Regions from separate parts of the Homo sapiens genome. Here region 1 is linked to region 2. A link is an interaction called in ENCODE POLR2A ChIA-PET data of the cell type or tissue named here. Cell type or tissue: MCF 10A. All regions are shown on one strand. Each heading gives the region's core, and the rest is flanking DNA. Links, peaks and the distances in the headings are about the cores only. Region 1 overlaps GTSCR1 (Gilles de la Tourette syndrome chromosome region, candidate 1). Region 2 has its middle 71 kb from the start of GTSCR1.

What was found. Peaks named below come from ENCODE experiments on the same cell type or tissue, not always from the same donor. Only the 100,000 strongest peaks of a DNase experiment are listed, where the experiment ranks them.
Region 1: POLR2A ChIA-PET joins it to region 2 with 6 read pairs; 5 of 35 experiments call an interaction of 5 or more read pairs at or near these places.

What each region holds. Positions count from the first base shown.
Region 1 is chr18:70,626,109-70,641,625 of GRCh38, forward strand. GTSCR1 (Gilles de la Tourette syndrome chromosome region, candidate 1) reads right to left here. Exons shown (of 3, transcript NR_160904.1): 3 at 4,411-4,581. Among named protein-coding and RNA genes, the nearest start is that of GTSCR1, 17 kb to the right of the region's middle. In MCF 10A, for the core only: no CTCF peak of the experiment used is centred there; DNase peaks (open chromatin) are centred at 8,843 and 11,113.
Region 2 is chr18:70,572,525-70,588,041 of GRCh38, forward strand. No RefSeq gene overlaps it. Among named protein-coding and RNA genes, the nearest start is that of GTSCR1, 71 kb to the right of the region's middle. In MCF 10A, for the core only: no CTCF peak of the experiment used is centred there; no DNase peak of the experiment used is centred there.

The DNA of each region.
Region 1 (15,517 bases), core at 6,780-11,779, 55 kb after region 2:
ATTTAGCTCTCATTATCTCTCCTTGAACTAAAGTTACAAACAATCTACATCTTTCCTTGTTAACATGATTATTGTTAATGACAATGAAGAATTTATCAAAATCACATTGTGGATGCTACACCAGGCAATAAAAAGTGGAGAAAAATTTTCTTGAAGGGACAGACTTGATAATCCTATAGAACTTTTCTTTTTAAATAAATAATTGGAATACATCTGAATAGCAAATAATTATCCTATTAAAAAGCACAGCTGGCTAGAGACAAAAAAGAAAACAATATATGGACTCATGGGAAAATTAACAGTGAATATTGAATTTCCTGAACTTGGTTTCTAAACCGTTTGACATGCTGTTTTCCTTTGGTCTTCTTGTTTCCCACCTGGGGTTAGTCTTTTCACTGTGTGTAGTGGTTCTCTTTTAATCTTGCAGTTCATCAATTCGGTGGAAATTTGAATTTTATAATTATTACAGATTGGGACACAAATCAAAAGTAGGCCAAAAGTGAGAACCTTTCTAACTTTTTCCTTGGGCTCAAGCAATTCTCCCACCTCAGCCTCACAAGTACCTGAGACTACAGGCGTGTACTACCATGCCTGGTTAATTTTAAAATTTTTTAAATAGAGATGGGGTCTCTCTATGTCGTTCAGGTTAGTGTTGACCTCCTGGCCTCAAGTGATCCTCCGGATTCAGCCCCCTGAGTTGCCAGGATTACAGGTGTGAGCCACTGTGCTCAGCTCTCTAATTTTTAAAAATCGTTTACTTACAGTGTCTCCTTGCTCCAAGAAGAACTATATATTCTCCTGATCCCCTTTGACTGCACAAGGACCCAGTAGTAACAATTGTCACCCAGTGCTCTCCCCTTTAGCATTCTGAACTCTGAAAATTTATAAACAAGCTGCCTTCTAACAACACCTGTCCAGTTCCTGCTTTGCTGAGTGATAGCAAGTCAATACCTTTTAAATTGGTTCAGCATGAATAATACTAAGTCACACATTTTAGAAAACGCATTGTAGAGAATGACACCTTAAGCTAAAATAATGATTTTAGTTAAAGAAAATCCAGGCCTCTTGGCTGTGGGAATAAACTAAGTCTTAGTATTCCAAATCAGAGCACATCACTTTTACTTGCAAGTGGCTACCTCATTATGAAGCCCCTTGTGGACAAATGTGGGTTTGTGTAAGATGAGTTGTTTAGCCTTTTATCTTTTTGTGACCGCTAAGTTGAATATAATAGCATTTTGGCTCCTATTACTGGCAAAATAGTCAATGTTTGCTCCAGGAAGTTGAACATTTCAATGATAAACATCCCAACAGTTGAATTATAAATTGGTAGCCTGCCTGGTGTGGTTGATAAGCCAGCTGGCTTATCTTGAGCCCATGACATTTGATTGTCTTTTGCCTTCCTTTGAACAAGTTATCTCTTAGCCATCTGTCTTATAAAGTGAAAATAAATAGCTGCGATTCAATCTTGCACTGTAATGTATTGTTTTTCTCAGCAAGTCATCATGAAACTCATGAATGATATACGGGTAAACACAGCATAAACACAGGTCATGGTGTCTGATATGACCTTTAAGATGTTAAACTTAGAGGTGATTTATGGAGACTGAATAGTACATCGTATTAACTTTTCATTGCTCAGCACCTTAAATATCCTCTTGGCTAACAAGTGAAGTGGTTTCTGTTCATTGCACCTGAATTTTCCTCCACAGCCCCGGAGCTTGCTTTGAAGGAGAACAAGAGCCCTGTGCGGATGAAGAGAGATGAATTGAATAGTAAGGCAAGAGCAGACTGTGGGATGGGAGATTTCATTGGGTCGCTCATTTACTTGTTCTGTACAGTTGTTCCTACAGAAGACAGAATGAAAGGGCACTCCTGTGTCAGATAACCATGCTTGAGCTTCACGTTTCAGGCAGGAAGCAATGGATATATGTCCCTGAAATCAATTCAATTGATTATTTGCTAAGTTTTCATGAATACTAAAAAGGAAAGGTCGGCTGACATAAAAAATGCAGTGCAATGGTTCCCTCAGGGGCTGGGCACTGGTGAGGTCTGCATTATTGCTTTTTGATCTTCCATTTATCCTTTTCTGAATATGAATAAAATATACTTTGAGATTTAGTTTAAAATTAAGGAAAATTAATGATCCCCTTTGAAAATCAGTCTCTGCTATGCTATTAGTCTTTAAGAAAGTTAAGAAACCTTTCAAACTTTAATTTAATTAGGAGTCTACCACTCCCTCTCTCTTTCTCACTCTTAAATTGTATAGATTTTTCCAGGGGGAAACACCCTGATTTTCATTGCATTGTTTTCAGCATGCACTTTGTAGGTGTAGCTCAGTGGGCAACTTCAGCAAAGTCTCAGGATAAAAAATCAATGTGCAAAAATCACAAGCATTCTTATACACCAATAACAGACAAACAGAGAGCCAAATCATGAGTGAACTCCCATTCACAATTGCTTCAAAGAGAATAAAATACCTAGGAATCCAACTTACAAGGGATGTGAAGGACCTCTTCAAGGAGAACTACAAACCACTGCTCAACGAAATAAAAGAGGACACAAACAAATGGAAGAACATTCCATGCTCATGGATAGGAAGAATCAATATCGTGAAAATGGCCATACTGCCCGAGGTAATTTATAGATTCAACGCCATCCCCATCAGGACACCAATGACTTTGTTCACAGAATTGGAAAAAACTACTTTAAAGTTCATATGGAACCGAAAAAGAGCCCGCATTGCCAAGACAATCCTAAGCCAAAAGAACAAAGCTGGAGGCATCACGCTACCTGACTTCAAACTATACTACAAGGCTACAGTAACCAAAACACATAGTACTGGTACCAAAACAGAGATGTAGACCAATGGAACAGAACAGAGCCCTCAGAAATAATACCACACATCTACACCCATCTGATCTTTGACAAACCTGACAAAAACAAGAAATGGAGAAAGAATCCCCTATTTAATAAATGGTGCTGGGAAAACTTGCTAGCCATATGTAGAAAGCTGAAACTGGATCCCTTCCTTATACCTTATACAAAAATTAACTCAAAATGGATTAAAGACTTACATGTTAGACCTAAAACCATAAAAACCCTAGAAGAAAACCTAGGCAATACCATTCAGGATATAGGCACGGGCAAGGACTTCATGTCTAAAACACCAAAAGCAATGGCAACAAAAGCCAAAATTGACAAATGGGATCTAATTAAACTAAAGGGCTTCTGCACAGCAAAAGAAACTACCATCAGAGTGAACAGGCAACCTACAGAATGGGAGAAAATTTTTGCAATCTACTCATCTGACAAAGGGCTAATATCCAGAATCTACACAGAACTCAAACAAATTTACAAGAAAAAAACAAACAACCCCATCAAAAAGTGGGCGAAGGATATGAACAGACACTTCTCAAAAGAAGACATTTATGCAGCCAACAGACACATGAAAAAATGCTCATCATCACTGGCCATCAGAGAAATGCAAATCAAAACCACAGTGAGACATCATCTTACACCAGTTAGAATGGCGATCATTAAAAAGTCAGGAAACAACAGGTGCTGGAGAGGATGTGGAGAAATAGGAACACTTTAACACTGTTGGTGGGACTGTAAACTAGTTCAGCCATTGTGGAAGACAGTGTGGTGATTCCTCAAGGATCTAGAACTAGAAATATCACTTGACCCAGCCATCCCATTACTGGGTATCTACCCAAAGGATTATGAATCATGCTGCTATAAAGACACATGCACACGTATGTTTATTGCGGCATTATTCACGATAGCAAAGACTTGGAAGCAACCCAAATGTCCGTCAGTGATAGACTGGATCAAGCAAATGTGGCACATCTACACCATGGAATACTATGCAGCCATAAAAAAGGATGAGTTCATGTCCTTTGTAGGGACATGGATGAAGCTGGCAACCATTATTCTGAGCAAACTATCGCAAGGACAAAACACCAAACACCGCATGTTCTCACTCATAGGTGGGAATTGAACAATGAGAACACTTGGATACAGTAAGGGGAACTTCACACACTGGGGCCTGTTGTGGGGTGGGGGGAATGGGGAGAGATAGCATTAGGAGATATACCTAATGTTAAATGATGAGTTAATGGGTGCAGCACAGCAACATGTATACATATATGCAACAAACCTGCACGTCATGCACATGTACCCTAGAACTTAAAGTATAATAAAAAAAATAAAAAATAAAATAAAAATAAAAAGTATGCCTCTGTCATTGACAGGAAGACGAGCAAGGATAAATTACTTAACCTCGGGTTTTTTTCATTAGTAAAGTAGAGATATTAACGTGTGCCTAACTTCGGTTTAAACACAACACTTAAATTTGGGTCATTGCAAGAATGAAAGGAGTATGTGAAATCACTGTAGAACATTGTAGAATCCTGTGTAAAGCAGTTATTTTTATTCATTAGTCCATAATATCACTGACCATAGAGATGGTAGTGATGTCTTTCTATCCTGATTTGTCTCTCTTCACTGGTACTGATGGATGGGGCCAAGCTTGCAGTAGATGAGTTCTTCACTGTGTTTCTTACCTGGATTTTGAAGATCCTGAAATACAGAAATATTGTTTAGAAACAATAAACATTTTCTCTGGGTCTAATACTTTTTTTTTACATGAATGTACTTACATCACTGAGGGGAAGTTATTGCCAGTCCTGAACATTCTAGAAAGAAGGTCAGTAAAACTCAGTGATTAAGAAAGTTTTGAAAACCTTTCCCTATAGCCAAATTGGCTTGTCACTGCCTTCTGAAATATAAGATGTGCATGTCATTTCTGCTTTTGTTCCTAACAGTTATCATTTCTCTTTTTATTTTGTATAGAATGTCTTCCCTCTCTAGTCTTTCCTTTGTTTAGAACCCAATTAAGTGCACTTTTTCTAAAAATAGACTTTTTTGATTACTTTGGCTGTCCAGTAAACACCATTCTTAAAAAGTCTTTGGTGAATGTGTAATTTACTGATTTGTATTTTTATTTACCATAATATGTGTGTATCATTTGCCTCTTAAGGTCAATTGTGAATTCTTTGGGGGAAGGAAAATGCATTGTACTCAACTGTTAGAAAATAATACTAGAATTTTATGATGACAGGATGATTAGATGAATAAGAAGGGCTACCCTAGTAAGTACTATTTGGGAGCAAACAAAGTTAATTGGCCAGAAAGAGTTTAAAACATTTATTTAATGGAAAAAAGTTTTCAAAATCAATTTAAAGCTTGATGAATTTGAAATTAAGGAGGCAAAGTATTGACTTGGAAACCGCTGATGTATGACCAAGAGTGTTTAAAGGAAGAAGACAAAAATTTAAGTTTCATATTTAGAAAAGGAAAAATTGAGGGTAAAATTAGACCCATGAAGAGAAATCTGGTGGGTCTCTTTTAGTTGTCTTGCCTTCTATAGTCAATGCAACATAACTGTTGTATTTTTCACATAGAAAAATGAATGTAGAACCTATATCTCTTGCAAACCACATCCTGATCTTTACAAATCGATCTGCTTCCTATACCAAAATGTTCTCCTTTTTGATGGCAGCATTTGAAGTGATTGTGTGAGGTCCTGGGAAAGAAAGAAATGCACAATTGTTGCATTATTTTATTTCATATTTAAATAGGTAGTCATCTTCTTATTTTCTTACCTCTTCTAACCAAAGTCAAAATACACAGAAAGTTGAATATACAGTTTTTGAAAAGAACAGTTGCTATTAAGATTGGCAGCTTCTGTTCTGAATGTTCTTAACAGGACTAATTCTTGCTTAGCATGTTCTTAGTCTTCCAAGTTTTTCAGACAATACTAAGACAATTTGCTTTTTCATGATAGAGATAAGTGTTACATAAAAATGAAGTTATTGTTGTTGTCCATTCTCTGTTCTTTTAATATTATCTTACTGGTTTAGGTTGACTTGTGATTTTCTTTCCCAGTGGAATTTTCCATTAGATTGCATTTAGAAACAATACGGGTTCTTAGACTCCAGTCAAAAATGTTCACTGCTCATGGCCACTTGTCTTCAGGCCATAAGGAAAACACAAATTGACTGCATAGACCATGAAACAATGTTCAATCACATCGGCTTTTGTAGGCTCACAGTTTAAAGAATCCTTCTTGGCCAAATTTGATAAAATGAAAGGCTTTTTACTCATAGAATCTTCGTGGCTACTTAACTCAGCTTTAGGATGCTGCGTTGGTAACAACTCACTTGCATTTATAATTTAAATGTAGTGACATAGAAAGCAGACTTTCAAATATCTGAATGTGGTTTTACAATCAAATTCTTCATCCCCATAACCTGTGGTATGTGATCATCCTGGCCCACCTTCACCAAGAATCCTATGAAGTCAGTTTAGCCAGAATTCCCATTACATCTGATGTTTCCTCTCAGTAATTTTCCATCCACTGACCTCACCCTCCTCCTTGGCTATAAATCTCCACTTGTCCATGCTATATTTGAATTGAACCTGGTTTTCTTTCTCCTTTGCAATTGTTCCTGAATAGAATCTGTGTTCACAATTTTAACCTTAACCTCTGTCTAGTTCTGGTTTTCTTTGCCAGGCAGGATTTCTATTTCTAGGATCTCTACATAGTGTATAAACTTGAAACAATAATTGTGGGGTTTTTTTTTTGTACTTCTTTCTTTCCATCTGTGAAAAAAAAATTAATAACTTTATACCCGAATTTTCTCTGAGAATAAGTGTAATATTTACAGGGCCTGTAGTATAAGACAGAGGCATAGTAAGGAAGAGTAAAGAGAATGGTGAACAAGAATTTATATTCCAGTGGTGATTAATTTGTCATACTTGGGATGTGTCATTATTTGCTAAGTTATGTAAGTCAAATTATTTCCTATACATTTTTTTTATCTTTTGTAGTAAAATCTAAATATTTTATGGTGAGAGAAGACCAAAAACTCTAAACGCCGTGGCATTAGGGGCCCAGTTTATTTTGGTTAATTTTTGCATCCTTATAGCATCCAGCCCAGCAGCAGATAGATACAGAGCAGGTGATAAGCAAATATTTCTTTTTTTCCAAATATTTATTGATTAAGCAAGTGAATAAAAGTGAAATGAACGTTCTATTCTATAAGTAATTTTTTAAAAACCTGGCTAAACTGAACTCTTGAAAAGGAGGCTAATTCAAACACTTGGTCATTTCTACTATTGTTTTAAGTAGAAAAAGCACAAACAAGTATCTAACTGAGCACCAAAGAAAAGAGCTAACAGCTTGAACAAACTTGCAAAGGAGTTGATACTCACATGTGTGCACAGGGACATTCCTAACACCTCGTTTGACTGTTCCACACAATTTTATTTCACTGGTAACAGTTTACTGAAGAAACGGAGACAAACTTACATTAACAGAACGCTTCTCTGAGCTTGATGAAAGCATATTAACCAGACAGATAATAGCAACTTCTAGGAGCTTAGTTGCTTCCTAACTCCTGCATAATAGAGACCTAAAGGTGAAGGTGAGAGTTTTATTTAACTATGACTATCACAGCCCACTCAGGGATACAGAATGATCACTTCCTTCATTCTATCATTGCTTTAACTTAACAGATACCATCATTTTTCTGGCCAGTGAAAAATGTTTATTGTGTTCATCTTTTTATCTAGATTGGTGCTTCCCAGTAGAATTTTCGGTGCTGATAGCAATGTTCTACTGTCTCTATTATCCAACACTGTGGCCATAAGCCACGTGTGGCTTTTGAGCCTTGGAAGTGTGGCCAGTGCAACTGAGGAACTTGATTTTTAATTTAACTAATTTGAATTTAAATTAAATAGCCATATTGGCTAGTGGCTCCCATATTGGACGGGGTAGCTTCGGACTGTAGCACCAGTGTTCTGTGGTGGTATCTGGCTTTGAGCCAGATAGAGTCAGGGTTTGAACCCAGTCCTGCTATAATATTTACAAGTTATAGGAATTTTGCCACATTCCAAGGGATGACTACACACACACACACACACACACACACCTCCGTACAGCCTAAGTAGACTTACCAAGGAGTCAATGTATAAAATATGTGTCTACAATAGTTACTGATGTATATTAGGCCAACAATGATCCTCAAAGTCCCCTCACTTTCTGGATATATTATAGATAATAATTACAGTTTCTTAAGGAATTACTTTGGGCCAAACACTCTGCTGATCACCTTCCATACTTTAAGGTTAAGCAAAGTGACCAAGGCAGCAAGTGATGAAGCCTAGATTTAAGCCCAAGGCTGAATCCAAAACCTATATGTTTATATATCATATATATGGGGTAATAATACATATAGTACATAATATATAATATATATACATTATAAAATATATAATTATATTTATTAAAAATATTTTTCATATATTATAAAATATGTTTATAATATATTTTAAATATATAATACATAATTATATATAATATACATAATATGTGTGTGTATATATATGTGTGTGTGTGTATATATATATATATATATATATATATATAAAATGTATTACCCCAACTTTGCCTTTTAGCTTCCTGAGTGTGGGACGAATGGCTTATCCTTCCTCCTTGGCAGAGCACTTTGAATTTGACAGGAGCTCAACATATGTGGGTTTATCATTGGCTTATTTTGTACAGAAGGCATTGATGAATAAGAAGGAAGATAGCATGTTGGGGGTGGCAATTCACTCCCTAGAGAGTATCAGTACAACAGTGTCTCCTTTTCACTTGTTTCAGAAGCTCAAAGAACTCAAGAGCACTGTGTGATAGGCTGCTTTTACAGAGGAGTATAAGAAGATTAGAACCTAGATTTCAATGTCTCCTGCAATGATTCACAGCAACTTGGCCAGAGACCAGTATGTAGATCTTATCCAAGACAAGCCTCAGGACATATTTCGGCATATCAACTTGCAAAAAACCCATTTCTGAGTGCTAACATCATCGTGTGTTGTCTTTTGCTACATAATTTTATTCTTATTTTGTTAAAAGACAAAATATATTTTTGATTATTTTTCTTGTCACTCTTTGATTCCTGGTATAATAATAGCAGGGGCCCTGAATCACAGAATGAGGCCTAAAGACTGACAGTTGCAGCAGAATGGGGAAATTGGTTATGCTCTGTCAGAAGAAGCATCTCATGTGATGCTGGGAGGCAGGGGCATAGTTTCACGATCATCTCTGCCAAGGTAGGCAGGAAGCTCATGTGGACTGATTCTAGCCATTGGCTCCAGCTTAGCATGGGCTTCCTGTTAAGTAGGGACAGCAATATTAACACTAGACAATGCACAAAGTATGAGGATAATGTAAGACAGATAGGTCTGTTCCTTGCAGATGGTAGGTAAGTCTTTGACTCCGCACCAGGGAAGAATGAACTTGGGTTAAGAGCTCATAACAGCTGCCACTCTGGGCCCTGGTCAGCTCTTTAGGCTCAGATAGAAGCCCCCACACATGTCTAGCTGAGTAAGAACACTCTCTTTGATAAGAACAATTTTAAAAGGGGCAAATAGAACCATATTAGGGTTCTATTTTTATCTTATTTCTCAATGCCATGACACTGTTCTGAATGCTGGATGCTTTATTGACATGAGACTGAAAAGGGAGACTCTTCTGGTGCTGACAACAAGGTGTGACTCTCAGAAACTGGCCATTCCTCAGTAGGCATGTGGCCCTGCTCTCAAAGTTGCATCAGTAAGAACGGCTCAAGATCAATTTTTCTGAAAACCTAGTCATTATTTTTTGGCAGGCAGTCTCTAAATATAATTGGCTTATCACTAAAATCCTATGTAGCAGGTTAACTCATTTAGTTACTTGGGATTACATTTTGTATTCAATTTATCTTGGAGGTACACCAAGAAGTTACCTTCACTAAAATTAGATGTCCTTTGACTGCAATCTGGAAAGAAGTTTTAAATGGTTTAAATGGGCATTTTATAACACCTGCTTTAAAAATTCTCTAGTATAAAATACTTATTTATAAGCTCTATAATGCAAAACTTTGAGACCTTTGGTTTCAGTGGATCTGATATTGCTGTTGAGATACTTGACCTTTTCTGCCAACCTTTCCTTTACCTACCTGATGGACAAGTTTCAGAGCTTTCTATTAAAGCATAAATCCAAAACTTTTATTAAGGGATTAAAATCCTAGTCTTTTTGTTTGTGCACAAAATAAATCAATCTGTCTTTAATTAGTGCTGTAGATTATCTGCAAATGCTTTCCAAAGAGCTTTAACTCTTAGCTGTAGGATATCTTAGCTTAGATATCAGGTTAGAACATCTCTTCAAGATTACTTGAAGTGCATGTGACAATCTATTCTTATTTTTCTAAATTTTAGAACTCTGGAATCAAGTTAGACCACTAGAAAACCACATATTTAGAGAATCAGACAATAGTTTTGGCCTGTTTGTTTGTTTGTTTGTTTGTTTTTTGGAGACAAGAGTCTCGCTCTGCCCCCCAGCTGGAGTGTGGTAGCACCATCTTGGCTCACTGAAACTTCTGCCTCCCGAGTTCAAGCAATTCTCATGCCTCGGCCTCCCCAGTAGCTGGGATTACAGGTGCCCACCACCATGCCCAGCTAATTTTTGTATTTTTAGTAGAGATGGGATTTCACCATGTTGGCCAAGCTGGTCTCGAACTCCTGACCTCTGGTGATCCACCCTCCTCAGCCTCCCCAGTGTGCTGAGATTACAGGCATGAGCCACTGCACCCATCCTGTTTTTTTTTTTTAACTACATGTACATATTTTCTTCAGTGTTATGCATGTGACCATGTCAAGGGATGTTGTCAGAGAAATGCTATTAGGACATTTTTTTGTAGGGCCGAGGTTGTGGATTTTGTGTTCCATACACACAGTGAGACCTTCATGGGGATTCCCAGCATAAATGTAGTCCTCCCTTCTCATCTGCACTTTCACATTTTGTGGTTTCAGCTTCCCGAGGCCAACTGATGTCCAACAATATTAAGTAGAAAATTCCAGAAATAAACAATTCATACATTTTTAAATTCCCTGTTGATTTTGGGTAGTGTGGTGAAATATGCTGTCCTGCTCCATCCCACCTGGGACATGAGTCATCCTTTTGTTCAGTGTATCCTCAATGTAGATATTACCTCCCCCTGTTAGTCACTTAGTAGCTGTCTTCTTTATTGTATTGAAAAAAAATGGTGTGTAAAGAGTTCAGTGTTATCCAAAGTTTTAGTCATTCACTGAGGGACTTGGAACATATTCCCTATGGAAAATGTGTTGTGCAATTCTTTTTATGAAAGAATGCTGTGTTTCCTAATTCTTGATTCCTAAGGAAAACTAAATTTTTCCTGAACATTTTTTTTCTTTTGGCCGTTCATCTTTTTTAATTTTAATTTTTAATTTTTATGGGTACATAGTAGGTGTACATATTTATGGGATACATTATATATAATATATATAAACATTATATATATTTATTGACAAGGTCTCACTCTGTCACCCAGCTGAAGTGCAGTGGTGCTATCCTGGCTCACAGCAGGATAGTGACCTGTCAGGCTCAAGGAATCCTTCTGCCCCAGCCTCTCAAGTAGCTGGGACTACAGACACTATGCCTGGTAAATTAAAAAAAAATTATAGAGATGGGGGTCTTGCCATGTTGCCCAGACTGGTCTCAAACTCCTAGCCTCAAGTGATCCTCCTGCCTCGGCCTCCCAAAGTGCTAGGATTACAGAAGTTAGTCACCATGCTTGGCCTACATGAGATATTTTAATACAGGTATCCAACATATAATATTCATATCAAGGCAAATGGGGTATATATCACCGAAAGCATGTATCATGTCTTTGTGTTACAAACATCCCAATTATGCACATTTATTTAAAAATGTACAAAAAATTATTATTGACTATAGACCCTGTTGTGCTATCTAATACTAGATTTTAATCATTCTATCATACTTTTGTACCCATTAACCATCCCCACTTTCCTGCTCCCATCCCCATCACCCTTCCCAGCCTCTGTTAACCATTATTCTACTTTCTATCTCCACGAGTTCAATTGTTTTAATTTTTAGCTCCCACAAATGAGTGAGAACATGCAGTTTGTCTTCCTGTGCCCAACATATTTCATTTAACATAATGACCTCCAGTTCCATCTATGTGGTTGCAAATGACAGGATCTCATTTTTTTTTAATGGCTGAATCGTACTCCATTGTGTATATGTACCACATTTTCTTGATCCATTCATTCACTGATGGATACTTAGGTTGATTCCAAATGTTGGCTATTGGGAATAGTGCCGCAGTAAACATGGGAGGGCAGATATCTTTTAGATATGCTGATTTCCTTTCTTTTGGGTATGCACCTAGCAGTGAAATTGCTGGCCCATATAGTAGTTCTATTATTAGTTTTTTGAGGTACTTGTACTAATTTATATTACCATCAGCAGTCTACAAGGGTTCCCTTTTCTCTACATCCTCGCCAGCATTGGTTATTTACTGTGTTTTGAATAAAAGCCATTTTAACTGGGTTGAGATGATACCCCATTGTAGTTTTGATTTGCATTTCTCTGGTGATCAATGATGTTGAGTGCCTTTTCATATACCTGTTTTCCATTTGTATGTCTTTTGAGAAATGTGTATTCAGATATTTGGTCCATTTTTAAATTGGATTATTGAATTTTTTCCTGTTGGGTTATTTGAGCTCCTCATATATTCTGGTTATTAATTCCTTGTCAGATGAATAGTTTGCAAATATTTTTCTCCTATACTTCGGGTTGTCTCTTCACTTTGTTGATTATTTCATTTGCTACTGTAGAAGCTTTTTAACTTGATGTGATCCTATTTGTTCATTTTTGCTTTGGTTGCTTATGCTTGTGGGGTATTACTCAAGAAATCTTTGTCCAGACCAATCCTGGAGAGTTTCCCCAATGTTTTCTTGTAGTAGTTTCATAGTTTGAGGTCTTAGATTTAAGTATTTAATGGATTTTGATTTGATTTTTGTATGTGGATAGAGATAGGGATCTAGTTTCATTCTTCTGCATATGAATATCCAATTTTCCTAGCACTATTTATTGGAGAGACTCTTTCCCCAATGTATATTCTTGGCACCGTTGTCAAAAATGAGTTCATTGTAAAGGTATGGATTTCCTGCTAGGATCTCTATTTTGTTCCATTGATATATGTGTCTGTTTTTATACCAGTACCATGCTATTTTGGTTATCATAACTCTGTAGTATAATTTGAAGTCAGGTAATGTGATTTCTCCAGTGATGTTCTTTTTGCTCAGGTTGGCTTTGGCTATTCTGGGTCTTCTGGGGTTCCATATAAATTTTAAGATAGTTTTCCTATTTCTGTGAAGAATATCATTGGTATTTTGATAGGAATTGCATTTACTCTGTAGATTTTTGGGGTAGGGATAATATGGATATTTTAACAATATTGATTCTTCCAATCCATAAACATGGAATATCTTTCTATATATTTGTGTGTCCTTTTCAATCTCTTGCATTAATGTTTTATAGTTTTCATTGCAGAGATCTTTCACCTATTTGGTTAAATTTATGCCTAGGTATTTTATTTTATTTGTAGCTGTCATAAATGGGATTACTTTCTTGATTTCTTTTTCATATTGTTCACTGTTGGCACAGAGAAGTGTTACTGATTTTTGTATGTTGACTTTGTATACTGCAACTTTACTGAATTTGTGAATAAATTCTAATAGTTTTTGGTGGAGTCTTTGGGTTTTTCCAAATACAAGGTTGTATCATCTGTAAGTAAGGATAATTTGACTTCTTCCTTTCTGGTTTGGATGCACTTTATTTCTTTCTCTTGTCTGATTACTCTAGCTAGGATTTCTAGTATTATGTTGAATAACAGTGGTGAAAGTGGGCATCCTTGTCATGTTCCAGATACTAGAGAAAAAGTTTTCAGTTTTCCCCCATCCAGTATGATACTAGCTGTGGATCTGTCATATGTAACTTTTATTTTGTTGAGGTATATTTCTTCTATACACAGTTTTTTGAGGGTTTTCCACCATTAATTTTTTTAAGTCATTACTCCCCAGACTGTGTTCTGCAGTCTTTTTCTAAGCAGACTGGTAAGTGGCACATGGAAAAAGTTTCTGGCCCCTTTATATGGTAATCATCATATTAACGGCTGTGTGTGATTGAACAGTTAAGAAGAAACAAACATTAACTTTATTTAAATCCTGAATTTGCCAATATTTCTTACATCATGTGTGTGGTATGTGGGCATTTCAATTATGATCTGACAGAACAGCATTAAGCAGATACCAGTTTGTGAAATGCTGCTACAGTTTCATGATTTTCCTCTTTACTTTGTTTTGGTTGCCAAGAGGCTCAGAGAGAAATTGGCAAAATTTTAGACTTAAATTCCCCAGCCTGTGACCTGGACAAGGTAGCCATAGACATCTTGGTAAAATTTCAAATTCCACACCATCCCACCTGCTTTGTGAATTGTGGCAGAGCTGTTTCTGCTGGGTCCCTGTCCCCACGAGAATGCAGGGCATCATGATTCCTCTTTCTCAACAATCACGATAGCAGGCTTTGCTTAGTTTTTCTCATTTATCTTAACTATGTATCTCTTTCTATTCTGGGCATTTTACTGACTTATGTTTTACTTTCAGTTCAGTTCTTCCAATGACCTGCAGTGAATACAGGTCCATAGACTTATCAACCAATCTCATATTTACTTGTTTCTAAAGCTTTAATATCTAGTCTCTTCCAATGAGCCCTACTCAGTGGATTTTCAATATATACTTTATAATATCATCTTTTTATGACTTTTATTTCTATCATCTTATTTTCCTTCCTTCATCTTTTTTCTTCAAATTTCTGACTTATTTATTATCTCATTTTCTTATACATATCTCTGAAATCTGGCTCAAGTCCTTCATGTAATGAGATGATGGTATAAATAACTAATTATTTTTCATAATTAATTAAAAATAAATAGGTTGTTTCCCTTCTAATACCTGAAGGGATATAGTCAGATGGAAGTGGGGATGATGCCATGGCAGGGATATTAGTGGGAGTGTTGCCAGATCATTTTGGAGAATGGGAGGTGTTAGGTAGAGCTGGGTAAGCATGAGGCTCTTTGAGGCCCTGAGCAGCATGGAATAAAACAGTGTTTCCTGGTCTGACTGACCCTAGCAGAAATCTCAGCTTTGTGCCTGACCAGTTGTCCCGTCTGGGTCACAGCCATGCAAGAGAAACCTTGGACATGCTGGTGTTGTCGTCTCAGGATAAGGTGTCAGCTCCCTCCCAAGTGTGTGATTTGGAATCCTGATGTGCAGCAGCACGTAGGACAAAGCGCCTGCCACCACAGACTGTGCCCCTCACTGCTCTCGGCTGCACTCACAGCACTGACTCCAGCTACTCTGCAATATTTTGGGAGAAATTACTTGTGTGCTTACTTCATTGGTCAAAATTCCTTCCAATTGAAATTGAGTGACCTACAATCATCTTTTTTTGCTTCCTGGATATTCTGGAGTGGCACAATAGAGTGCATTGAGAACAAATGTTTAATTATTGAACAGGGCCCTG
Region 2 (15,517 bases), core at 5,617-10,616:
GTCAGGTTGTCAGTGCTGCCCCTACCGTTGCTGTGGTGAATCCCCCCATGACCTCTGCATTGTTATATCCCATGCTAGATTCTCAGATCTTTAGCTAGGGCAGCATTTTTGACAGATGATCAGTCCTTACTCCCTGAAACATGGTCTTCATTTGGCGTCAAACACTGGTTTACCTCCCAACTTTTGGGCCATTCTTTCTCAGTCTCCTTTGCTTATTTTCCCTCATTTTCCTCAATTCTAGTTGGTGGAGTTCCCAGGCTTCAGTCTTTGTAATTCTTTTCTGAGATGCTGTTCTCAAGCTAATCTCATTAGTCTCATGGCTTTAAATACTGTCTGTATTTCAATGACTCTAAATTGAAATTTCAAACCTGACATCTCCCCTGAGCGCCAGATTGCATATTCTACTCCCTTTGAAAAAAATTTTGTCCTTAATTTTTTTTTTTTTTTTTTAATAGAGACAGGGCCTTGCTATGTTGCCCAGGCTGATCTTGAATTCCTGACCTCAAGTGATCTTCCCATCTCAGCTTTCCAAAGCCCTGGGTGGAGGCCACTGTACCTGGCCTACATGCTATTTTTGATATCTGAAACTAAATTTATTCAAAATGGAACTCTTCATAAAACCCCAGTAAGCCTGTTCCTTCCTTAATCTCCCTCACCTCAGTAAATGGCAACCTTCCCAGTTGTTTGAGACGAACCTTCGGATTCATCCTTTACTTTTCTTTCCTTCAGGGACTACATTTTGTCCATCAGGAAATTCTCTTGGCTGTACTAAAAAAAATCTTATGAATCTAACTACTGCTCGCTATCTCCCGTGCTAATGCTGTGGGTTTAGTTCTCCATCAAACCTTGTCTGGATTATTGAAATAGCCTCCTCACAGGTTTCCTGCTCTGACCTTTTCCTCTCTTCAGTCTGTCCTCTACACAGCAGCCAGTTGATACTTTTAAAAGTTGTCAGCTTATGTTACTCATTTGCTCCAAGCCTCCTTCCATCTCATTCAGAAGAACAATTATACTACTTTCTGTGACTTACAAAGCCTTACATATCGGCTCGCCCCCCAACTCTTGCTCCAACCATTGCCTCAAACCATGTCTTCTATTCCTTCTATCCCAACATTCCACTCTGGTAACTTGGCCTTTTTGCTATTCTTCAAACATGCTAGGCCTGCTCCTATGTTTTCCTTTGCTATTCCTCATCCCTGGGATGCCTCCACCTCTGAAATCGTCTCTAAGCTTAGTTATTTCTTAGCTGGGATAGTATGGAGGAGATTTGAGTATCATAAGGATAGTTGAACTAGTCAGTATTTAAAGTGCCTTCTGCTGCTGAGGTTTTATCAATAAATGGAAGAAATTCATTATATACTATGTGCCATTTATTAACTTCTCACTGGGTACTGAACAGCTCATTTGTGGCAGGTCAAAATGGACACCTTTCATCTTATATATACATAGTTCTAAAACTTTTTCTTTTTATCAGTGAACAGTTTTTACTAACTTTACTTGGAACCTCACGCCCAGTACACAAAATCAATGCAAGTGGGTTAACGTAAGGCTGATGATAGTCGATAAGCACCCATGGGCTCACACCATTATATAGAGGAGGTATTCATTCTGACCGGGGAGTACCTATGGGAACCAATTGCTAAATGCTTTGACTGGCACCTGTGAAGTTCTTTGGGTAAAGTAAGACAGGGAGGTTTCTGAAGTTTAACCACACTGATTTCCTTTTTCCATGCCTCCTCCTTGAGGAGGTTGTTGTAGTCAGTTCAGAACCTGAGTGCTTGATGAAACACAGTTGTCCAGTTACTATTCTAAGCTGTATTTTTCAATTAAAGTTTACTTTTAGAACAACTTAGGGTGGACTGATCTTTCTTTGTATAATTGGGAATGAATTCTTAGTTTTTGTCAGGAGAATGATTATATTTATCTAAAAAAGCAGGAATCAAATATTTCCTGTATGGCTTTGTAATATTCAATAGAGGGAATTTGGGAAATCAAACAGACACTCCCTCTGGGGTTTGTGAAATGGCTTGGGGACTCATTTAATTTTAGAGTAGCTGGCTTTAAGGGACCTTAAGCAATCTAGCTACTTGGGACTAGGAAATTGTTTACTTATTATTTTCATTATCGGCATCACACTATTTAAAGAGTACTGTCAGATACGTCTCAAAAGAAGACATTAATGTGGCCACAAACATATGAAAAAAAGCTCAATATCACTGATCATTGGAGAAATGCAAATCAAAACCACAATAAGCTACCATCTCATGCCATTCAAAATAACGATTATTAAAAAGTCAAGAAACAACAGATGCTGGTGAGGTTGTGGAGAAATAGGATTGCTTTTACACTGTTGGTTAGAGTGTAAATTAGTTCAACTATTGTGGAAGACAATGTGGCAATTCCTCAAAGATTTAGAGGCAGAAATACTTTCTGACCCAGCAATCCCATTACTGTGTACACAAAGGAATATAAGTAATTATATTATAAAGATACATGTACATGTATGTTCATTGCAGCAATATTCACAATAACAAAGACTTGGAATCAACCCAAATGCCCATCAATGATAGACTGGATAAAGAAAATGTGGTACACATATACCATGGAATACTATGCAGCCATGAAAAAGAATGAGATCATGTCCTTTGCAGGGACATGGATGGAGCTGAGAGCCATTATACTCAGCAAACTAATGCAGGAACAGAAAACCAAACATCACATGTTCTCACTTACAAGAGGGAGCTGATTGATTAGAACACATGAACACATGGGGGAGAACAACACACACTCAGGCCTGTAGGGAGGATGGGGGGAGGCAGAGCATCAGGAAGAATAGCTAAGGGATGCTGGACTTAATACCTAGGTGATGGGTTGATCTGTGCAGCAAAACACCATGGCACACATTTACCTAAGGAACAAACCTGTACATCCTTCACATGTACCCTGGAACTTAAAAGGTGAGGAAGAAAGAAAATCCTTTGGAGATCAGTGATGCGTATGTGGCTATTCATTATATCAAATACTCTTCTGTCTACACCTGTATGTTTGAATTTTTTTTTTTTTTTTGAGATGGTATCTCACTCTGTTGCCAGGCTGGCGTGCAGTGGCGTGATCTTGGCTCACTGCAATGTCTGCCTCCTGGGTTCAAGCCATTCTCCTGCCTCAGCCTCCCGAGTAGCTGGGGTTACAGGCGTGCACCACCACACCCAGCTAGTTTTTGTGTTTTTAGTAGAGGTGGGGTTTCACCATGTTGGCCAGGATGGTCTCGAACTCCTGACATCACGATCTACCCACCCTGGCCTCCCAAAGTGCTGGAATTACTGGTGTGAGCCACCGCGCCCAATGGAAATTTTTCATAATAAAAAAACGTAAAGATAAATAAAGAGTAGTGTCAGAAGGAATAGGAAAAAATCGAGGCAGAAGAATTCAGAACATGATACTACCTTTGTTGGGGGTGGGTGGCGCAGGGGGAAAGCTGTCCAGTTACTGGTTATTTCACAACTTTGTAATTAGTGCATTTTATAAAATTTAGCTAGAAGTAGAAGAGCTGATTCATCGTAAGAATGATCATTGATCGGTGACCTTTCATCATTTCCTCCAACTGAGCTCCAACAGTAACATATTTTTAAAAAGGGATTTTCCAATATTTGTGACAGAAAGGTAATGATCAAGCTAAAATCTGGAGAGAATAATCACTTCTGAATGTAATGGAAAGTTCATGTCCCTGAAACTTTCCTTTGGCCTTTATCAAGCAATTGTTACCCCCATCAATATCCTGTCACTGTTAATTAGAAACTGTTTGTGCCACAGCTGATTTGTCACTCTGCAAAACTCCTATGGAGAGATGCAGGGCAGTCAATGCCATGGCTCAAAAGAGAACAAAAGTCCGTTTTCAAAGGAGCCAAACACACTAAGTGGTGACCCAAGCTCTGCTCCTTCCATTATTGCTGTTAAGCCGGAAGCTAATTAAAAATCTCTGCTGGCACAAATGTGTGTTTGGTGTTCTAAAATATGTCATCTCTAAAAGACCGACTGATCGAAACTGCCGAAACAAGCTTTTGACTCTATTCTGTCTTCATGTGTTCATTGATTCTGACCTTAAAAATTCCAAAGTTCTTTCCTTACTAGACCCAAATACTGTTTAAGAAATTTACTATTTGCCTGGAAATGTTTCTGATCATATGGACAAAGCCACGAATGTGATTATTTCGAGTTTCATTAATGACTAAAGAAAAATGGAAATAATCACCATGACTCATTCGGATATCTAATTATCTATTTTTAAATCCCATTTTTGTGGAGTCTCAGCAGAAAACTCTTTAATAGTTTTATCTTTTGAGGACGAACTGGACAGCCATAAATGAAGTGATGATGACCAGATATTTTACAGTTTGATTTAATTATATATGATGGTGGCAGAGATGGGGAAGTTAACAAAATATATATTAAAATACAAAGTTACTTTAAAAAGTACAACACTGATATAAAAATCACAAATATGTGGCAAGTAAATTATAAGAAGTAATTTAATGAATTAATTGCCATTTCCATATTTTTTCTTGCAATGGCGTGGTCAATTCTGAGGCAAACATACAAGAATTATGTTAGCTCATACAGTGTAAACTTGTATAGTTCACAACTTGTATAGATCACAAGTGAAAACCGATATAGTTTATTGCAGCAGCAATAAAACAATTATAGTAGGTAATTATATTTGGAGATCCCTAGTATTACATAGGACACCCCTGCTCCATATAAAGTTGCTTTAAAAACTTGTTAGTGTAGCTCCCATGGAGGGCTACGTGAGCAATTTGACAACACAGGAGTGGGGAAGCAGTGTCTGAGGGCATTTGGAAGACGGTAAGTGAGTTCTAATTATAGAATGACAAGAAAATGACTCTGCAGGCTAATTTTAAAGATGCATATGACTAATATGTAGGAGCTTGGGAAAAAATCAGGCTCTACCTTTCTATCTTATTTGCAAGAAATAAGAAGTAAATGAGGGAGGCAACAAAACCATATTCATACTGATTAAACTTATGTGAGGATTAGAAATGCCTCTTCCTGAAAGAACTAAGCCCCAATAAGTGCTGTGTTGCAAAAGGGAGCTGGGAGAATTTGTCTGTGTGTACATGGAGGGTACACCACTCTGCAGTGGAGTTGTGGAAGCGCACATTACACTTTCCCACAAGGCTGGGGACCACGAGGCAACAGGCCATGGTGGACTTCTCACGTTGTGAATAGTTTCTATCGTATTATCTCTAAGGTTATTTCATGTGAAGAGAAGAGGAACCGAATTAAACAATTAGGATGTAATTGTTTTGATTGATAAAAATTATTGCATATAAACGCCGCTGTTTTTATCTTGTGTAGCTAAAGCCAATATCCTGTGTTCTGCTTCATAGTCGAGACCTCAGAAATAGTAATGAGATGACTGAACACACAGCACCATTGTACTAGATGAGACGTAAGTGTATGCCATCCTCATCACCTATGCTTGTCACTGTTTGCAAATTTCCCATAATGTCTCTTCATCTGTCCTTCCTCTATGGGGGGGTTGCCTTACTATTAGCTTTTTCAGTATCATAATTGGATTTTTGGACAGGTTAACTTTATTAGGTTGTATTTCTGATGTTGAACTTTAGCTTTCAAACTTTCTTCAAGAAATACAGAAGTTACTAGAAAATCTGTGTAAATTTGTAAATTATTGGGTATTTTTATCCATATATGTTTTTATTGGTGACTGTGCTTATTATTTTATTAAGAAAATAAATGCAGTCAGAAGAGAATTTCCACTGTTTCTCATCATCACATTTATCCACCCGCCAGCAGTGGTACCATGCTCTTTGCCTTCCATCCTTTAACCGTGGCTGTACTCTCTCTGCTTCTATCTCTGCCACTGCACCCTGGTCTGATTCCCTTCACCCCGGAACAACAGTCCAGCAACTCCCTTTCTCTCTTACAACTCTTTGCTGGCTTCTCACCTCCTTCAGAGTAAAGGTGATATCTATACAGTGGCATTTTAGGCCCTATATCACAAGCCTGCCCCGATATTCTGTGACCTCATCCCTTAATACTCAACCCCTTCTTTGCTGTGCTCTAGGGACACCACCTCCCTGACCCCAGGCCTGCACCGTTTCAGGATGCGTGCATTTGCAGCGCCCCCTGTCGGGACTGATTGCCTCCTGGATAGCTCCACAGCTTTCTCTGCCATCTTCGCCAGTCTGCTCAAATGTCACTTTCTCTCACTGTGGCCTACTTCATTTCCTCCTATTGAAAATTGGCACTTCCTCCTACTACATAAAACTTTGGGTTCTCCCCTTTCCCCTTGCATGTTCAATATTAACTGTGTAGATATTATTATCATCTATTATGTTAGGCATTTCCCTTATTTTGTTTCTTGTGTTCCAACCTCCATCCCTCTATCCCTGGCACCCAGGTAGATACACTCCCTAGAGTATGAGCCTCTGCTGGCAGGGGTCTGTCTGTTCTGTTCGTGGCTGTATCACCAGCGCCCGTGACAGCATCCAACACATGAAAGACACTCAATAAACATTGAGTAAATATCAATAAATGGATTCAGTGAATTACACATTATAAAAGATATCTGCTTTCCCCAAATGTATATTTTGCATATGGTACACATTTTACGATTGTGTTGCACAGCTATAGATAACTCATAACTCATTTCTCCTCCATTTGTTCCTCTTCTTTTAAATTTTAAGGTCGGGGTACATGTGCAGGATGTACAGGTTTGTTACACAGGTAAATAGGTGTCATGGAGGTTTTTGTATAGATGATTTGATTTGTTGTACAGATTATTTCATCACCCGGGTATTAAGCCTAGTATCCATTAGTTATTTTTCTTGATCTTCTCCTTCCTCCCACCTTCCACCTCTGCTAGGCCGCAGCGTGTGTTGTTCCTCTCTATGGTCCATGTGTTCTCATCGTTTAACTCCCACTTAGAAGTGAGAACATACAGTATTAGGCTTTCTGTACCTGTGTTAGTTTGCTAAGGATATCCTGATTTGTCTTTAAAAGGCAGAATTCTAAACTCTTTAGGTAGAACAAAGGGAAAGACCTTCATATTTACTATATATTTGTTTTACATATTTATTATTTAGTATATATTTACAATTTACAAACATTGCATTTTCTTGAAATATTTCTTTTAATTTTTTAATTGTGCTAAGAAGGCTTAATATGAGATCTGCTCTCTCAGCTGGTTTTTGAGTGCACAATGCTGTATTGTTAACTACAGGCACAATGTTGCACAGGTCTCTAGAACTTATTGAAATATTTCTTAAGCGTTTTAGACTTTTTAAATTCAAAGTACAAATTCCTGAAAAAGCAACCACCATAAAAACACAACACAAATAAAAGAGACAAAGCAGCAGTTGAAGAGAGCTTAGTTAGTAATTCTGAGCAATTAATGAGCTGAATTAATGCTACTTTGTACCCAAATTACTCCCTGCTAGCATCTTGGTGCTGAGGGAGGCACATCAACTTTCTCAAGCTGCCTTGGCTACTTTTTTCTACAATACAGTAGGAACACTTCCAGAGAATAGCAGAGAGTAGAACTATTTATCTAAGCTACTCAGGTAAACTCAACCCAACCAGCTTTCCATGTGGCTCACGTCTTTCACCAGTGTGCTGGAGTTAATATAACCAAGATGCTGCTGCTACCCAAACACTCAAAAAAATGGCAGCAGCAATAAAACCAAATACAGTGATGGGCTCTTTCCTTTTCACCTGTATAGTAGGTTTAGAAAATATATCTTTGATTTTAAGACATGAACAACTTCAGGTAATATAAGAGCAAACATTTCTGTGGTTGCTATCACATGTCAAGTATTGACCTAAGGCTTTAAAATTTTGATTCCCCCAACAACCCAGTGTGTGTTTGCAGAGGGCTGCTATTATTCCCATTTTACAGAAGAAGCAAACAGGCACAGAGGGGTTAAGAGATTTGCTCTTATTCCTTCATCTATTAAGTGGAGGAGGTGAGATTTGAACTGGAGCATTCTGGCCCTGGCCCCCATGCTCTCATCCTCTACAGTACATTGCCTTTGAAGGGAAATTGCCTTCCTCTCTTTTCTCTGGCAGTGCCCTCTGCCTTTGTGCTATTCACACCTTCTGGTGAAGTATCCCTTTGAGCTTATCTCTCACAAATTGGGCCTGATGGTCTTGATCATTCTCTCTCCCCCATGTCTACATTTTTTACACTTGTCTTTTTATTTATGAATCTGGTTCTCAGCCATTACAAAAGAAAACACCAGCTAATGTGTTAGGAAATAATACTTATTCTCTTAACCCCAGGGAAGTAGGTATTTAACAGGAGCTTTCTCAGATGATGCCTTAATTCCAAGGAGAGGCTTTGATGATTAAATATTAAATTGTGAGAACAGGACATCTGTGTCTATGTAATTTCAATGTACATTTAAGTTGATATTTAGAACACCCTGCCCTAAATAACAAGAATCAGCTTGCACAGTCCAATTAATTTTCTTAGTCACTTTTATTGTTTTGTGTCATCTTTGTTGTGGATATATAGTTTCAGTGGGCGTATCTTTTCAGATTACTCAATAATATGATTTTGATGATTGTGAATTTTGAAATCTTGGAGAAAACTTGTCAATGTTACTATTACATGACAATGTATAACAAGATTCAATATGCTTGAAAAAAATGTTTGCTTTTCTTTTTTACTGAATTGGGAAATTTAGGAACTAAATTTAACCTTTTAGTTTGGTACCCTAAAATATACTGTACATATTGAAAGAAAAACAGGCTGGGCACGGTGGCTCACGCCTGTAATCCTAGCACTTTGGGAGACCAGTGTGGGCAGATCATGAGGTCAAGAGATCTAGACCATCCTGGCCAACATGGTGAAACCCTGTCTCTACTAAAAAAATGAAAATTAGCTTGGCATGGTGGCGCTTGCCTGTAATCCCAGCTACTCGGGAGGCTGAGGCAGTAGAATCACTTGAACCAGGGAGGCAGAGGTTGCAGTGAGCCGAGATCATGCCACTGCACTTCAGCCTGGCGACAGAGCAAGACACTGTCTCAAAATAAAATAAAATAAAATAAATAGAAAATAAATGAAAAATAATAGGTGTTTCTTCAGATCTAATGCATTGGTATGGAGAAGAAAAACTACAGAATTTTCTGGAATGAGCTCATTTTGCCATTGCAATAGGTAGAACTCCTGGGGGCAGCAAGAAACTACTAAGTTCTCAAATTTGAAAAAATACAAAACTCTCTCTACTAGGCCACCAGGCAGGTACTCAATTACCTGGTGTGGTCTCTCTGTGGTGTTTTTTCTGTAGCTCTGCAATCTCCCAATGAGGTGGTTAACACAGAAAATTCAAAAAGAGGCACAGATCTTCATGCTAAAATTGTATTAATTTTCAATGGGTTTTTGGATAAAACTGCTCTCTACTTTAAGTGTGCTGTTAGGTGAATGTCAAAATAAATTAGAATTTTGATTCTATCAAGCACATGGATATAGTCACCCTCTTGCGACAATAAAGGAACATTTACAAACTGGAAATTGCTCTCCGTTGTTCTACCTGACCTTTTGAAGGCTCTGTTGTAATAATATGTTAAATTACAAAAACTGTGATCCTAAGTAAAAACTATAGATTTTCGCATGGATTCATCTGAACTGTAATTGATTGTCTAACATGGAAACCATGCTATGTGAATTATTTGGCACAGTGCTAATATTGGCTAATTTAGAATGTAATAATCAACATGGATCCTTTCAACTGCACTTACGAACTTATCCACAGTAGGTAAGAATATAGGACTCCCCACAGGGCAGAAATCACCTGGTTCCTGGAAGATATGTAGTCCAAGTTTTTAATTATATTCGGCTGGAGTTCTTTTTAATTTTATCTTAGTAAAAAGAAATGAATTTTAATGTGACAAAAATGATGCTTAAGTTGTAAAGGAAGCACATTAAACGGAGTTTATAATACTTCCCACTGCGATGAGTTTTAACATTTAAAATGAGAAAAAGGCAATTCTTTACATTCAAAATTTGATCAATCCAGATGATAGCCAGAATAAAAATTAATTACCATCTTGATAGGATAAGCTTATCTTTCAGATATATACTACACTCACCTATTCATACAGACTTTGAAGTCTCCAGAATAATTTATTTTCTGGAGTCCTAGAAAAACAAGATGCAAACTTCCTGCCCCAAGTCATAGAAAGAGACTCATTACTTCCCCATGTCTTCCCCATAGAGCCAATATCGATGTTTCCTTTTCCAATAGCAGTGGCCAGAAAAAAAATGACCTACTCTCATAGTGATAGTTTATACATAGATAATTATAATATGCATCTTCAGAAACACACATGTATTTTATGTTTATGGCACATGAAGTATATTAATAACAGGAATTGGCTTGCTAACACATTTGAAAAAATAAACCATTTTTAAATAGCTCTTTGCTGAAGTATAATTGGGTTTTCATAAAAATGAGAAACTTTGCTTTTTAGTGTAAAAACAGTGTTTACCAGCATGAATATGGTCACTGCAAAGGGTATAGACTAGAAAGGATAACTTTTTATTGAAGCTTTACTATTGCCTTTGAAGCTTGTCACAAGGGGAGGTGGATTGGTGCTGACAAGTACTTACACATGGCCTGCTACTGATAGCAAGACTGTGAATTTGGGGGGTGTGGTTTCTCAGAAGCCACGGGGTTAGGGATAGTTTTAGAAAGTTCTGGTACAACTTTTCCCTCATACTTTAGAATACTGAATTTAAAACTTCAGCATGCATTAGAATACTTGGAGGGCTGGTTAATATATGGACTACCGGACCCCAACCCCAGAGTTTCTGCTTCAGTTAGTCTAGGGTACAGTCTGAGAAATTATTTTTTCTAAGAAGTACCCATGTGATTTTGCCTGGGGACTTGACTTTGAGAGCCACTTTTTTTTTTTTTTTTTTTTTTTTTTTTTTAAGTATCACTGGGTAAGTCCTATGCCCCAAACCTGAAGCATGGTACTCAGACCAGGAAGAGAAGTGGCTGCTCAGGAAAAGAGAATTACTTTTAGTGCTTATGATTTGTTAATTCAGAATCATGGCAATAGACAGACCAGCCAAACATGCATGTAGCCTATTTCTTTATCTAAATCCATGAGTGATATAGTTTGCATGTTGTCCCCTCTAAATCTCATGTAGAGGTGGGGCCTGGTGGGAGGTGATTTAATCATGGGGACGTATTTCTCATGAATGGTTTGGTGCCATCCTCTTGGTGCTGTCCTTTTGATAGTGAGTTCTCATGAGATCTGGCTGTTTAAGAGTGTAGCATCTTTCCCCTCTCTCTCTCGCTCCCACTCTTGCCATGTGAGATGTTGGTTTCCCCTTTGCCTTCTGCTATGATTGTAAGCTTCCTGAAGCCTCACCAGAAGCTGAGCAGATGCCCAGCACTATGCTTCCTGTACAGCCCACAGAAATATGAGCCAACTAAACCTCTTTTCTTTATAAATTACCCAGTCTTGGGTATTTCTTTATAACAAGGCAAAAAAAGACTAACAAAATGAGTGTAACTGCTTCTGTATGTATGCTCATATATTCATGGATGTCAACAATATGGCAGAATAGGAGATTACTACCAACATTCCCTGCAGAAGCATTGATTTTGATAACTACCCATAGATGAGAGTACTTTGTGGGAGTTCAGGAGACCAGTGGAAAAGTTTCAGCACACTGTTGAACCAAAAGGGTAGAAAGAACAATTTCACTTTAACCACGTCACCTCTCCCCTAAGGTGGCATAGCTCAGTGACAAGTAAGGCCCACAGTTTTTCCCATGGAGAACAGTGAGACTGCAGTGAGCGAGCACCCAGCTCTCTGAGCTATGTGAGATTCTGCCCAACAGGCCTACTTGCCCACTTCTTTCTCACCTCATTCAGATTACTGAGATGATTAGCATGGCTGAGTGGTTTGAGAGAGAATGGGTACAGAAAAGATAGGATGTGAACCCTGCTAACCCCTCTACAGACTCCATCAGGAGGTCAGTTGATGAGCTGCTTGGGACACCCTTGCCTGCAGAAAACCCCAACTGGACCATGGGCAACCCAAATTCTTTGGACAACTCACTCTGCCCCCACCAGTCACTGAGTGCACCTTTGAGGACTGAGAGTTCAAGTGTCTCACAAAGATAGCTTCCTCAACTCTGTAGGACAGGGAGAAGGCACACAAACTTGAGCATTATAGAACACAACCTTAGGGAAAACAGGGGGCTCTCATCATCTGACCTGGTTTTGTGGGGTTTGGAGAAGACAAGATTTCTCCTCAAGAGGGAACAAGAGGTGTGGATTGTGTACATTCATAGAAAAGGTTTAAGACAGTTTAAGAATTCCTAACTGAGCTGACTGGTGAAAGTATTCACTTTCCAAAACCAGTCAGTAAACACTAGAGAAAGTGACTGCCTCTTCAGATGCAAAGAGAGCAACACAAGACTTTAAAGAACATGAAAAATCAAAGAAACATGACACCACCAAAGAATACAATAATGATCTAGTATACAAATCCAAGGATATGCAGATTTATGAATCGCCTGAGAATTCAAAATGATCATTTTAAGGAAGCTCAGCAAGTTACAAGAGAAAACAGACAAATGAATAAAGTCAGAATAAACAGTACATGAACAAAATGAGAAGTTCTATATAGAGACAGAAATCGTAAAAAAGAATCATATAGAAATTCTGCAGCTGAAGGATACAATGAAAATGAAAAAAGCAGTAGAGAGAATCAACAGTGGACTTGATTGAGCAGAAGAAAAAGTCTGTGAACTTGAAGACAGGTCATTTGAAATTATCCAGTCAGAGAACATGGATGAAGCTGAAAGCCATTATCCTCAGCAAACTAATGCAGGAACAGAAAACCAAACACCACATGTTCTCACTCATAAGTGGGAACTGAACAATGAGAACACGTGGGCACAGGGAATGGAGGAACAACACACACTAGAGCCTGTCAGAGGAGGGTGATGGGGGAGAGCATTAGGGAAAAGAACTAATGCATGCTGCGTTTAAAACCTAGGTGATGGGTTGATAGGTACAGCAAACCACCATGACACACGTTTACCTAGGTAGCAAACCTGCACATCCTGTGCATGTACCCCAGAACTTAGAAATTATCCAGTCAATGTAGAAAAAAGAAAAAGAATGAAAAAGAATGGAGGAAGCTTATGGAATTTATGGAACTCCATCAAAAGAACTAACAATCACATTGTGGACATGCCAGAGAAGAGAGAAAGTGAAAGGGGCAGAAAGCTTATTTTTAAAAAATAAATGGCTGAAAACTTCCCAAATCTGAGAAAATATATGGCTCTCAAGTACATGAAGCTCAAAATCCCCCGAACAAATTAAACCCAAAGGAGATATTGCTGACACACATTATATCAAACTGTCAAAAATCAGAGGCAAAGAATTTTGAAAGCAGCAAGAGAAAAGAGGCTTGACACATACAAGGGAACCTTCATGACGCTCTCCGTGAATTTCTCAGTGGAAACTTTGCAGGCCAGGAGAAAATAAAATGATATATTCAAAGTGCTGAAAGCAAAAAACTGCCACCCAGGAATACCTGGCAAAGCTGTCCTTCAGAAAGAAAGGAGTAATCAGGACTTTCTCAGAAAAACAAAAAGGCTGAGAGAGCTCACCACTAGAACTGCCTTGCAAGAAATGCTAAAGGGGGTTCTCCACATTGAAATGAAAGGACACTAACTTATAACATGAAAACGTGAAAGTATAAAACTCAGTGGTAAAGATAAGCACACAGTCAACTTCAAAATACTCTAATGCTGTAATGGTGATATGTAAATCACTTATAATTTATGAATTGATACAGAATTTAGAAAGATGTATACTCTGACATCAAAAACAAAATGTGGAGGGGGGACTAAAAGTATAAAGGTTTTGTATGTAATTGAAATTGGGTTGTTATAACCTTGAAATAGACCTTTATACCTCTAAGATGTTTCATATAACCTCATAGAAACCACAAAGCAAAAACCTCTAGAATATATAGGAAAGATAAAGATACCATAGCATGCCACTAAAAAATCATTAAATCACAAAAGAAGGCAGCAAAAAGAATAAAAAAGAACAGAGAATTTACAAAGCAGTCAGAAAACAATGAACAAAATGGGAATAGTAAGTCCTTACCTATCAATAATTACTTTAGATACAAATGGATTAAATACTCCATTCAAAAGGTGTAGAGTGGCCAAATGAGTAAAAGAAACAAGAGACTCACATCAACTCCAAGGCACATGTAGGCTGAAATTAAAGAAATAGAGAAAAATCCCTGACCTGATGCCTTTGCTGGTGAAGTCTACCAAACATTTAAAGATGAATTAATACCAGTCATTTCCAAACTCTTCTAAAAAATTAAGGAGGAGAGAACACTTTCAAACTCATTTTATGAGGTCAGCATTATTCTGGTACCAAAGGCAGAGAAGGACACTACAAGAAAAACAAAAATAAAAACAGAAACAAAAACTACAGGCCAATATTCCTGATGAATATAGATGCAAAAGCACTCAACAGAGCATAAGCAAGCTGAATTGAATAGTATATTAAAAGGATCATATGCTATAATCACATGAAATTTATACCACTTCTTTATTTTTGATGTTGCCCATGCTTTTGGTGTCATTTCCAAAAAATTATTGCCAAAATCATTGTCATGGAGCTTTTCACCTATACTTTCTTCTAGGAGTTTTACAGTTTCAAGTCTTACATTAAAGTATTTAATTCATTTTATATTTTTACATATGGTATGAATTAAGGACCAAATTTCCTTCCTTCCTTCCTTCCTTCCTTCCTTCCTTCCTTCCTTCCTTCCTTCCTTCCTTCCTTCCTTCCTTCCTCTCTCCCTCTCTGTCTCTCTTTCTCTCTCTCTCTCTCTCTCTCTTCCTCTCTTTCTCTCTTTCTTGCCTGTGGATATCCAACTTCCCCAGCACTATTTATTGAATAGACTATCCTTTTTTCATTATTTATGGTGCCTTTGTCAAAGATTGGTTTATCAAATATGCTTGGGCTTACTTATGGGCTGTCTATTCTGCTCTGTTGGTCTGTTCGTCTGTTATTGGGGCCAGTACCTTACTGTTTTGATTCCTATAGCATTGTAATATAATTTAAAATTAGGAAGTGTGATGATTTCAGCTTTCTTCTTGTTCGAGATTGCTTTAGATATTTGTAGTCTTTTGTGGTTCCATATAAATTTTAGGATTTTTCTTCTATTTCTATAAAAATTATGATAGGGTCCAGGCATGGTGGCTCACACCTATAATCCCAGCACTTTGAGAGGCCGAGGCAGGCAGATCACCTGAGGTCAGGAGTTCGAGACCAGCCTGGCCAACATGGTGAAACCCCGTCTCTATGAAAAATACAAAAATTAGCTGGACATGGTGGTAGGCGCCTGTAATCCTAGCTACTCGGGCGGTTGAGGCAGGAGGATTTCTTGAACCCGGGAGGTGGAGGTTGTAGTGAGC